Linked DNA regions of Homo sapiens: all the other regions are linked to region 3. Evidence: chromatin contacts called from ENCODE Hi-C or POLR2A ChIA-PET data. All regions are on one chromosome and are shown on one strand. The core of a region is the stretch at or near the end of the contact, and the rest is flanking DNA. Distances in the headings are between cores, read along the strand shown. Region 1 holds the start of ITPR2-AS2 (ITPR2 antisense RNA 2). Region 2 overlaps LOC105369705 (a long non-coding RNA gene). Region 3 holds the start of SSPN (sarcospan).

Region 1 (4,028 bases), core at 767-3,266, 120 kb after region 3:
GAAACTCCATCTCTACTGAAAATACAAAAATTTGCTGGGGGCAGTAGTGCACCTATAGTCCTAGCTACTTGGGAGGCTGAGGTGCGAGAATTGCTTGAGCCTGGGAGGTCAAGATTTCAGTGAGCTGAGATCATGCCACTGTACTCCATCCTGGGCAACAGAGTGAGACCCTGTCTCAAAAACAACAACAAATAATCCAGCCATTACCTAAATGCCAAGAAATAAAAGACTGATGTATAAAAACAGGGGCCTTTGGTGTGATGGATGCATTAGCATTTACAACTGAGTTTCCTGCTCTAGCCTAACCTGCCCTGCAGACCCCTGTAAGGCCTCCCCAAGTATTTCTGGACTTCCTCTAAGTTCTCCCACAGGAACTCATAAGTCAGACTATTAGATATAATCACATGTGGAATTTGCCTTATTCTTTCTCTTTCTCCCCCTCTCCCTCCTCAGCATCCTCTACTCACAACACCTTCTGAAGGAGCCTCAGTCCTGCCATGACTGGCAGAACCTATCACGAGCATCGCCGGCATCCATGCCAACAGCTCACCTGCAAGGCTTTCAACTCTGCTGACCTTCAGAGTGTCAGAGCAGTGCCGAAGCCCAGGACATGGCTGTCATCCCTTATTCCTCCTAGCTCAAATCACCCTCAATATCCTGATAGGAACCAAATACCAGGCCATCCCGCCATTTCAGTCTCTGTCCCAAGGACTCCTCATTAAATTCCATCATCATCCTTCAGCTAACAACCAAAAGCCTTCCTGAAACACAGCCTCATGCAAATAGGTACTGAGAAAACTTCCTAGCCCCTAGTTCTGCAAACACTCACCTACGCAGTTTAGAATCAGCTAGGTTACGTGCCTGTGCATTTATATATGCAGATAAATAATACAGCAGCTATACTACAAGTAGGTGTCTCTTCAGCCTGTTTACTTTAATTTTTACATATTAGGCTCATCTCTGAATGCCCAAAAGAGGATGTAACTGATATATTCTCCTGGCAAAAGAGTCAGGAGTCATTTCCCAGCTGAGGGGATGGGTTGATGCTCTTCCATTTTCTCTTAACCCTGTGCAAATGGTGCTGGGCCATAAGAGGACATCTGGGATTCAACTCCCACTGTGTATGGCTAAGAATCAGAACAAAGTATGATGTCCACAGAGGACCTTGAGCTCACAGGCTCCATTCCAGAGAGTAATACAGGGATAGTAAACCACTGGAAGCAAAGACTCCCTGTGGAATAGCTGCAGTCATCCCCCATGCTGGCCCAGCCACCTGAGAAGAGACAGTCTTGTTAGGTTGACTTAACTATTGGTCACCTGAATTTAATTTGGCTTACTGAATTATGGATGAAGGAGACAATAATCCCCAAGAGTTGGCCAATCTTTGTCATCAGGGGTTTTCTTATGTTGGTGAGAGTGTTCTAGTACCTTAATAGGCAGCTTGAGTTTGATGCATGAGTCATAATGAATCAGATGTACCAGAGTTGTTGTTTTGATTCAGCTCAGCAGTTATGTCTTTGAATCTGAGTCTCAGATGGGCACCTGAATAGACTCATCACAAAGCTTCATTGCAAATTATACAGTGCAGGGAAGCTCAACAAATTATTCTGATTGTTTCCAGAAAGAAAAAGGAAGGCAGGATTATACAGCATTTAGTGTCACCAATTAACAAGGTCATGGGGCTGAACCACTCATTCCAAAAACTTAATATCTACAAACTCAAGCACAAGGAGCCTCTTTTAATTATTTGGAAACTGTGGGCTGCAGGGAAAGCGAGTGCTCTCAGCCTTGTGATCTGAGCAAGGTTCAGGAGCTGGAGTGGGTTTGGCTGAGTCACCACTGGCTGCATGACCCCACACACATCACCTGACCTCCACATGCTTCAGCTGGCCCGGCTGTAGAGATGAGAAAATGCAGCCGGAAGGCCCCAAGGGGCAAAAACAGCCTTCTGCACACAGCTGCCCTGGGGCAGCTTCCTGCGGCACAGTTTAGCTCTATCAGAGGCAGGGGGACCCTAGTCTGGGCCACCAAAGCAGCCTTACCTAAAAGCCACCTTTGGGAAAGGGCCTGTTTCATGCCGCAAGTGTAGGAGTATAAGTAAGTAAAACCTTTTTTAAGCCTTGAAAATACTCATATGTTTTGGTTGCATGATTTCATTTGAATGAATTTATTCTTAGTCAGGAATCAGAGGCGTACACAAATATGTATGTTCAATCATGCTCATCATAGTGTTAACTTTAGTAACGAAAAACTGAAAATTATCTAAATGTTCAACTGTAAAGCATTGTACAACAAACTATGGTACATTTTTATTTTGGAAGGTTGTATGGCCATTAAAAAATCACTAGAACAGAATAATCAATGACCTGGGAAAATGTCCACCGTAGGATAGTATATAGAGAAGGACCGTAAAACAACATTGTTAGAATAATCCAATTTGTTTTACACTATATGTACTCCCAGGTGGATAGACAAAAGCCTGGAAGGTGAGACAAGAAATTATTAATGATGTTTAATCTCTGCGTTTGGGGATTATCAGCTCTTTTTAAAATTTATGGTGCTTGCCTGTATGTTCCAATATTTTCTATCACAATGGTCATGTGTTCTTTTTGCCATAAAAATCAATTTTGAAATTCCCCGAGTTGCTGTTAACTTGGCCTGTCTGTTGCATATGGGGCCAAACTACACGCCTACCTGTGGAGCAAATGAATACAGTGACTCATCTGTGAGCTGAGGCTTGAGCAATTCCAGCCCAGGAGGCTCTCCGGCCTGGGAACAGAGTGGGATTTTTTGTCTGAGGAGGCTGAGTCTGGAAGAAGGATGACTCTGTGGGTGGTTTCCTAGATCCTCAATGCACGTGGCTTCCGGCCTTGACTCCTCCCTTAAATTCTGGGTTGCTGGCCAAGGCTGAAGAACAAATTTGCCTCAGCAGCCAACTCCTCTATGTAAGCCTGACATTTACTCTGTATCTACATAATATCTATTAAGCAACACCTGATCCTGTTCACCAGGATGTATGTTCCCAGGGAAACCTTCCTTTCAAAGTTAAGCAGGCATTCTTGGTAAGTAGCCCTAACACCTGGGAATCATGCAGTTAACTTTCCAGGCCTCAATCCTACATGAGTGTCCTGGGTTATAATAGCATGGCTGGATGGGTGGTGATCTCACCATTTTAGCCAGTGGCTCATCCTGCATGGGAAGAAAAGTTTTAAAATGGCACAGCTTCCTTTGAGAAGAGAGCCATCTGCTCCATAATATATGGGGAAGGAAAATGGTGCTTTATGAGACAATCAGAGCAAATTGGTACATCATCATGGAGCTTTCAAGGTGATATTTTCTAAAACAACATAGCCATTTTTTATTCCTCTTACCAAAGCCAAGGGGCAGTCGATAATCTCAACATTTCTGCTCTCTGCTTCAGGTGTAGGCTGTCATTGGCTTGCTTAGGTCAATAGTGGACACCAGCCTTCCCTGAGCTGACTTATTGAAGATGGCCCAAGGGCCTGGCAGGCAGTCTGAAGTACAATCTAACATTGTAACAGATAAGTCCCAGTGTGAAAGAGAGTCATATTATCTCCATTTCACACAGAAGAAACCAAAGTATGAATCCTCATCAAAATACATTTTATTGAGCACATACTTTGTGTCTGGTAACGTTTCAGGCACTGGGAAAACAGCAGTGAACAAAATAGATCAAGTCTTTGCCCTCAAAAAGTTTACATTCTTTTGAGAGTAAACAATAAGCAGAGTTTTAATATACTGGGTGATAATCAATATGAAGAAAAGTAAGGCTGAGTAAGAGGATAGAGAATAAAGGAAGTGCAATTCTATATAGAGTAACTAGGGGAGTTTTTTCTGATAAACTGATGTTTGAGCAGAGACAAAAAGGCAGGGAGGAAGTGAGCCACTTGCATCCTTGCAGGACAAATGTTTGAAATAGAGAAAAGAAGGCTGGGTGCGATGGCTCACACCTGTAATCCCAGCATTTTGGGAGGCCAAAGCAGGCAGATCACCTGAAGTCAAGAGTT
Region 2 (3,990 bases), core at 1,229-3,728, 100 kb after region 3:
TGACATTTCACTAATTTTTTTTTTTTTTTTTTTTTTTTAGATGGAGTCTTGCTCTGTTGCCAAGCTGGAGTACAGTGCCACGATCTCGGCTCACTGCAACCTCTGCCCCCCGGGTTCAAACAATTCTCCTGCCTCAGCCTCCTGAGTAGCTGGGACTACAGGCGTGCACCACCACGCTCAGCTAATTTTTGTATTTTTAATAGAGACGGGGTTTCACCATGTTGGCCAGAATGGTCTTGATCTCTTGACCTTGTGATCTGCCCTCCTCAGCCTCCCAAAGTGCTGGGATTACAGGCGTGAGCCACCATGCCCGGCCTCACTGATTCTTTAATTTGCAGCTCCATAATTTTAGGGAATTCAAGCACCCTTTCATGATGGTTAACCATTTACTCCATTTTTCTATTGGGTTGCTTGCATTTTTCTTGTCAACTTCAAACAGCTCTTTGTATAGCATATATATCAACCTCTTATTTGACTTCCCTTAAAACAACCTCAGTGCTAACCATGGGGTATAGCCATTGCTGAAGTTTGGGTGTTTGTCCCCTCAAACCTCATGTTAAAATTTGATCCCCTAAAGCCTTCCTGCCTAAATAGAAAGGTTCCAGGTACTTTCATGTGGTAAGAGTTCAAGGTCTTTTCTGACACTGCCTTCCCAGCTCTGCACTCCCTACTCCTTTTCTGCTCCTAAAACTCCCTCCATCTTCTGATTTTTGACTGGAATGCTTTTCTCCTGCCGCTTCCTCTGTACAAACCCTATTCATTCTTAACGCGTCTGTTTCTCTGAATGCTGTCCTGACCACTCTAGCCTGATGTGAACTCTTCTCATTCTGGACTCTCACAGTAATTATTATCTGCCCACGCATTTGGCAATTGGTCATTGTCTCCTCAAGATCCTACTGGAAACAAATCCCCCACCAAACCACCTTAAGCAAGAAGGGAAATTTATTATCTCGCACAGCAAGAGCTCTGAGTTAGGACATGCTCCGAGGTTGATTTGAGTTAGGACATGCTCCATGTTTTCTCCACACTGCCATCCTATGTCTGCTTTCTTCATGGGCATAAGATGGCTGTCAAAAGCAGCTAGGGCAACATACTTCTTTGTTTATACCTAGTGGCAGAGAGCAGGAACTCTCTCCCCAGGCAGTGACTCAGTCTCTCCTTTCAGTCTGATTGAGCCAACATCAGTCGCATGCCCATTGCTGGCAGTAGCATTGCAACCGTTACTGGTCCAGCAGTGGGCATGTCACCAATGTTGGCTCAATCAGAATGAACATGCTAAGTCTTATACTAATTAGGACCTACACCTGAACCTCCCCCACATCACCTAGGAGGAGTGGATACTTTAATAAAGTTGGGGTCTGGTAGGAATCAAGAAAAGGGGAGATGAATGTCATATGTTGCCCTGTGACAAGTATTTATTAGCTTGAATTGCTATTAACAGCTTTTATTGTCATCTTTTCATATTTTTCATATCTGTTCCTCCCAGGTAGATTAAAACACGTGAGGCAAAGCCTATACCTTGTAACTCTTCAATTACTTTCTTATAGATGTGCCAGTAAATATGAATTGGTTGGATTTGACTTCTCAATGATACACAATGATTCTCTACCTGGACTAACACCACAGAGGATGCCATAGAAACTTCTGAGATTTCGATGATAAATATAAAAAGTTGAAGCTTTGGGGAGCCCAAGCCAGGAAGCTGGAGGTCTGTTTGAAATCCTGTTGAGCTCCTCCCCTACCTCTGCTCCAGAAACTACATGGATATTAGCATCAACACTAATCAAAAGAATAAGATCAAGGATACTGAAGAGCTGCAATGCAATAGATTTCTTTATCCTTGATACTTAGATCTGAGCACAGTTCACTGTTGAGAACTGCACAGTTTGCCTTAACTAGAAAGTGTGCATTTTCTTATTTCCTCTCTGGGATGACAGTGATCACCAAAAAATTGTTATTTAAGATACTTCATTTATTCAATCATTTAACAAACATCTGCTTTGAATATCTATTACCAAGTTCTGTGCTAGGAACAGAAAATACAAAATTTCATAAGAAATGATTTCTACCCTTCAATTGCTCATTAAAAGAGCTGCTACCACTTCTTCAAATTTGGTAGTAGTTATTTCTGTGAGGTCACTGGGTTCAGACCTTAACCTATCAACTGGAGTGTCTGCTCTAGAGCTAAGTGCTTTGCTGTGGACACTTGCTATTTTGGGGATAAGAAGTATGATCTCATCTTCTCTTCGATGTTTAGCCTAAGGTGATTCACTTCATTCAGCTTTAACATCACTAAAATGTGAATTCATACTATTAGCGTACTTCTAGTACAAGCTATAAAACCCATTACCCATGTGTAAGGCATAATTCTGACAGCCTAAGCTGGAGAATATCATTAGCTAAAGTAGAGTAAGATTGGGTGAGGTGGTTGTTAAGAGGTTTCTGAATGAGTCTGAGTCAGGCCTCCAGGGCTAAATTTATTAATGAGTCATTTTCCTTGCCTAGCAGACACTGTGGCAGAAAGTGAAAGAGGAAGAAGCCATTCGACGTCTGTTTTTAAAAATGTGTTCTGTCCCTCAGTCCGCCAAAGTAGGTTTCAACATATTTTAGCATTTTAGGCTAATACTTGTAACCAAAATGTTTTCCTGGTTCCTCTCAGTTTGCAAAAAACAAGTGAGGTCTTTTTTCCAGGAATGGGGAGACTGGTTTTCATCTCCTCCCAGAGGGGGCAGATTGTAAATTCCTAGTGGCCAGATATAGCATCTACTACCTTGCTCTGTGCAGAACCTGAAATTCAAATCTGATTATTCCAGGCTTTACTAAAAGCATCTTGATGACAATGATGGTGACATTCCTCACATTCTCTTGCCTTATGTAATTTTAACAGCTTTCATCTCGGATCTATACCAACTTTCCACCTGCATAGCTTTATCCTGGGTCTTTTCATGGGAGATGTCCCAATCAAGATCTCAAATTTGTCCTTTCATCTTTCTCTTGAAACCTCCCCATCTGTTCTCTCTTCCACTCACTCATAAGAACTAAAAATCCTCTTCTACCCTTCTGCTAGATTAAATCACTTATCATTTCTTTCTGTCACACCAGGACATAGGAGCCCTTCTGACTCCATTCAATGCCCCATTCAACTTAAAGTCCGTGGTCAGCAATTACAACAATGTCCCCATCATCCTAGACACATTTATCCATTTGGCACTTAGCCACATCTATCATGCCACCCCCAAACCATGGTGTGCACCCACTATGTTCTCTGGACCTGCCTTTGACAATATGAGGCTGTGAGATAAAGACCAAAATCTTATGGGACTGGCCTTCTGTAAATTTACACTATAAAGTCCAACTGATCTGCAACATTAGGGAGATTTTAAAATTCTGTCAGAAGGCTTAAAACATTTCTCCTGGCCAGTATGTCCAAATACTTTGTTTTCTTCAAATATCCAGCCACATAATCCTTGATCTTTGCAAATTAATCTTCTAGATTTATAAGTAATATTAATGTTATTCCATAATTTCTTTTCTCCTTCTCCCCCTCCTCCTTCCTCTTCTCTCTGGTCTGCAAGTATACATATGTGTGTGTATATATATATGCATACACACATCTCTATATCCATTTGTCAATCTGTCTGTCTATCAACTATCATCTCCTGATTGCGTTCTGTCTTAGCTCAGGCCTATGGTACGTTGTCCAGATCCCCCTTCAAGGAATGACCTGCCACCCAATTGTGGACAGTGTGATCAGCTGATATTGTCCAGCTGTCATCTTCTTCAGGGTCTGCCTCAGTTGCCTTGCCTTGCATCCTTGCAGGAGTGGTCTACATCCATGCCAGAGAAAAGTGGGTCTAAAGGCCTGGTTGTTTCAGCCACTGCAGGATTGTTGACTTGGAATCTTAGCCCTTGAGCTACCTGTCATCTTCAGCTTTCTCTGTTTAATCCTGTTTCTTTGTTCTTCCTTTATGCGTGTTCATCCATAATATG
Region 3 (3,752 bases), core at 190-2,689:
CCCCAAAGTGATGGGATCATTTTTTAGTGGTTTCGCTGAAATTTGCTCTAAGTGCTACTGAGTAGAGGTATGCGGGAATAAGAATAATCAGTTTTATTGATTTCTTCTGTGACTCTGGGCCAGGACCAAGTCTATTTTGAACATCTTTATATCCTAGCACATTGTAGGTGCTTTAAAAATAACTCTTAAATATTGACTGAGTAAAAGCGTCTATCTCTAAGATGGTCAATCCAATCCCCCTAAGCACTGTTGTGGAGATGAGTGAAGACTAACTAGGAGTCTTGCTCTGTCGCCCAGGCTGGAGTGCAGTGCCATGATCACGGCTCACTACAACCTCTGCCTCCCAGGTTCAAGCGATTCTCCTGCCTCAGCCTCCCGAGTAGCTGAGACTACAGGTGCGTGCCACCACGCCTGTCTAATTTTTGTAGTTTTAGTGGAGACGGGGTTTCACCATGTTGGCCAGGCTAGTCTTGAACTCCTGACCTTGTGATCCGCCCACCTCGGCCTCCCAAAGTGTTGGGATTACAGGCGTGAGCCAACAGAGCTTTTAAAAACAAATACACGTGAGAGGCCGGGTGCATGGTGGCTCACGCCTGTAATTCCAGCACTTTGGGAAGCTGAAGCAGCAGGATCCCTTGAAGCCAGGAGTTCAAGACCAGTTTGGACAACATAATGAGATCCCATCTCTATGAAAAAAATTTTAAAAAATTAGCCAGATGTGGTGGTGATTGCCTGTAGTCCCAGCCACTTGGAGACTGAGGAGAGAGAAGCTGTTGAGTCCAGGAGTCTGAGGCTGCAGTGAGCTAGGATGGTGACAATGCACTCCAGCCTGGGCAACACAGTGAGCCCCTGTTTGGAAAATAATAATAATAATTAATAACATATGTGAAAGAGAGTTCACAATTAGTCCAATATCTTTAGAAAGATTCAAAAACACCTAAATGCGAAAAATGCCTTTATTCATTTGTCAGCTGGATTACAGAAAGTAGGAAGAAAAGAGCCTGTGCCTCTGTAGGAAAGTAACAACGACTTAACTTCTGGAAATGACTTCGCAGCTTAGAGCCCAGCAGTGCCTATTTTGGATTAAACTGTGTATTAATTAAGCTCAAACGATTTCAACATTCATCACCTTGCATTGCACTTCACAGAAAGCAAAACCAAAACAATCCTGGAGTTTTGAGTGAGGAAAACAGACGCCCCGCACTCGCACACGCGCGCACTCGCAGCCTGTCTGAAGTGCAGAGGTTCAGGCGGCCAAGGGACCCGCGCCGGTTTCCGCGGGCGACCTGCAAATCCTGCCCGGGGCCCGGCAGGCGCTGCGTCCCGGCGCGTTGGCAGTTGGCGACCCCCCTCGAATCCCCCCTCTGCTGCGGGCTCCCCGTGGCCTTTGGAGGCTCGGTGAGTCGGCTCCAAATGTTTTCCATATTTGTTCAGCCTCCATAATTCGAATACCAGGGCAGGCCGAGCCAGCCGTGCGCCGCGCTCCAGGGCCCAGGGCGCCGCACACGCACCCACCCACCCACCCAGCCTCGCAGCGCCATGGGCAAGAACAAGCAGCCACGCGGCCAGCAGAGGCAGGGGGGCCCGCCGGCCGCGGACGCCGCTGGGCCCGACGACATGGAGCCGAAGAAGGGCACGGGGGCCCCCAAGGAGTGCGGGGAGGAGGAGCCCCGGACCTGCTGCGGCTGCCGGTTCCCGCTGCTGCTCGCCCTGCTGCAGCTGGCCCTGGGCATCGCCGTGACCGTGGTGGGCTTCCTCATGGCGAGCATCAGCTCCTCCCTGCTAGTCAGGGACACTCCATTTTGGGCTGGGATCATTGTAAGCATCAAGTCTGTTTTGCCTAAGCGCGTTTGCCAAACAGGAATGCGAAGTCGCATGGTCGAGTTGAGACTAACCCAGCTGCATGTGCCCTTCCCCGGGTTCACTCTTCTAACTCGCGCTCTGCTCGGTGACTGATGCGTGGGGCACTGGGTTTTCCCGGGCGGGGCAGGGCTGGACGCGATAGGGCTCCTGCCCCTCTCCTGCTCGCGGCTCCCAGCGCCTCCACGGGGCCTGACTCTGACGCTCTGGAGCTGGGGAGTTCATTTCAAAAGCTGCTTATTTTGGTCAGACTGAACAGCCTCAATAACAACAGCGGATTCATTCGGGCTTTTTCCTTATCCTGTTACCCAGACCCCACCCCTGTCCTTAAACAAGTGGCAAAAAGTGAATTAAGTTCATCTAGTGAAAGCAGGAGAGGAGAAAGCCTGTACTTGGAGTTGCCACATTGAGTAGCATTCATTTTATGTTTTAAACTGAGGCTCCATTAGTAAGTTTCCTGAAATGATGGGCTAAGGCAGGAAATGCGAATACAGCAAGCACAGCCTTAATCCACTGGAGTCTAAAGTGGGATAAACCCAGGGCGCTGGCCATGGCAGAAGTATATTTGGGACTCCACCGATGGATGTACTGTTCTAAGTTGAACAGTACTCAGCTGTTGTGAGTGTTGAAACATGTAGCATACTTGGCTTGATTAAATGAATTCTTTAATGTAAAACGGGTGCCACTTACTGAATACCTACTGTGTGCTCGCCCTGCTAGAGGCCTGACACATATTATTTCTAATCCCCACATCGTCCTGATGGGATCGTTTTAATCATTCTCACTTCTCAAATGAGGGAACCCAGGCCAGACTCACCCAGGGTCATGAGTGGGTAAAGCATTCAGCCATGCTGATTCCTCTTTATGCTAGACTATATCTGCGTTTTCCTCATTGAACCACACTGCCACCACATTTGGTTTGTAACTTTAATATTATGTTATATTACAGTGTCTTGTAGCATATTAAACTCTTTCACATGCATTATTTCATTTGAGCCACGAAACAACACTTTGAAGTGGGAACTGTTATTCCTTTTGGATGTGAGGAAATAGGCTAAGAGAAGTTAGATGACATTCTCAAGCCCAGAGATTGAATGTGGTCGAATCAAGAGAGACTAGAAATGACATTTTTGACTCCTTGTCTCATATTGCATCCTTACTGCTATTACTGACCACAGGAACTGTAACTCACAAAACGTCCCTCAAAATAATTTTGTATCAGGGACAGACATTAGAGAGACCTGATATATATGCATCGATGGAGGTATTTCCTAATTAAGATTATTTGAATACACAATTTTTGCATAGTAATTTAAAACTTTAATTTTTGTACTAAGAATTCCCATGAAATTACCATGATTGGAGTTTTCTAAATCAAGTGATTTTAAAAATAGCTTTTCAGTAAGATATACTGGGTATTTCAGGCACCTCAATGACGATCCACATACCCAGGGGGAAAATATGTCTGTCCTTTAATGCCAGGGGAATTAAAACAAACAAAGAATGAAGCTCTTTCATTCAGTGTTTTTAAATATCATTTGCAAATGTGTTCCCCATCCTTCCTTTATTGCAGCTTCAAAAGCTCAGCACCAAAGAGGCAAATTAGATGGAGAAAAAACTTATTTTAGGGTTTAAGGCATGAACATAAAAACCATGCAACTCAGAAATTTTATGAACTAAAGCTCCTGTGGGAGATGATGTTCCTAATTGCCCTGGAAGCTCCCTGGGTGTTGCACAAAGGGCATTATATACAGCCAGGTCTCTGCTCTTTCTGGTTTTCTTTTTTATCATCTAGGATTCATTTGAAGTTTGCTCTCAGTACATAGCCCTGATGAAATCTGTCATCTTAGATTTTCTTTCAACTGAGAATCTATGTAGAGGAGAGCAGCTAG

Evidence for each region. A loop is a pair of places that touch in the nucleus more often than their neighbours do. ChIA-PET counts read pairs that join two places held with the same protein, here RNA polymerase II (POLR2A). Pooled maps may share reads with other maps.
Region 1: a loop to region 3 is called in a map of ovary, with 1.8 times the contacts of the local background. The contact joins the promoter of ITPR2-AS2 here to the promoter of SSPN in region 3. A Hi-C loop is called at or near these places in 2 of 168 maps with a recorded cell type or tissue (mammary epithelial cell and ovary) and 4 of 50 pooled maps. POLR2A ChIA-PET finds 5 or more read pairs at or near these places in 4 of 52 experiments (BJ, Caco-2, MCF 10A and 1 more).
Region 2: a map of gastrocnemius medialis shows a loop between it and region 3 (2.3-fold over the local background). The contact joins the enhancer-like site here to the promoter of SSPN in region 3. A Hi-C loop is called at or near these places in 6 of 168 maps with a recorded cell type or tissue (B cell, aorta, ascending aorta and 3 more), 1 of 37 single-sample maps with no recorded cell type and 12 of 50 pooled maps. POLR2A ChIA-PET finds 5 or more read pairs at or near these places in 3 of 52 experiments (Caco-2, WTC11 and activated B cell).

Annotation. Positions count from the first base shown.
Region 1 is chr12:26,316,908-26,320,935 of GRCh38, forward strand. It overlaps ITPR2-AS2 (ITPR2 antisense RNA 2), which reads left to right and starts at 2,017. Exons shown (of 6, transcript NR_199072.1): 1 at 2,017-2,097. RefSeq lists an enhancer at 1,710-1,759.
Region 2 is chr12:26,296,718-26,300,707 of GRCh38, forward strand. It overlaps LOC105369705 (a long non-coding RNA gene), which reads left to right. Exons shown (of 6, transcript XR_007063249.1): 3 at 1,548-1,708. Among named protein-coding and RNA genes, the nearest start is that of ITPR2-AS2, 20 kb to the right of the region's middle. Within about 2 kb of position 2,479, at least 11 of the 41 ENCODE cell types and tissues checked have a DNase peak (open chromatin) inside an H3K27ac peak, as active enhancers do; they include B cell and gastrocnemius medialis, where a contact is called at or near this core.
Region 3 is chr12:26,194,134-26,197,885 of GRCh38, forward strand. It overlaps SSPN (sarcospan), which reads left to right and starts at 1,440. Exons shown (of 3, transcript NM_005086.5): 1 at 1,440-1,818. The coding sequence starts at 1,540.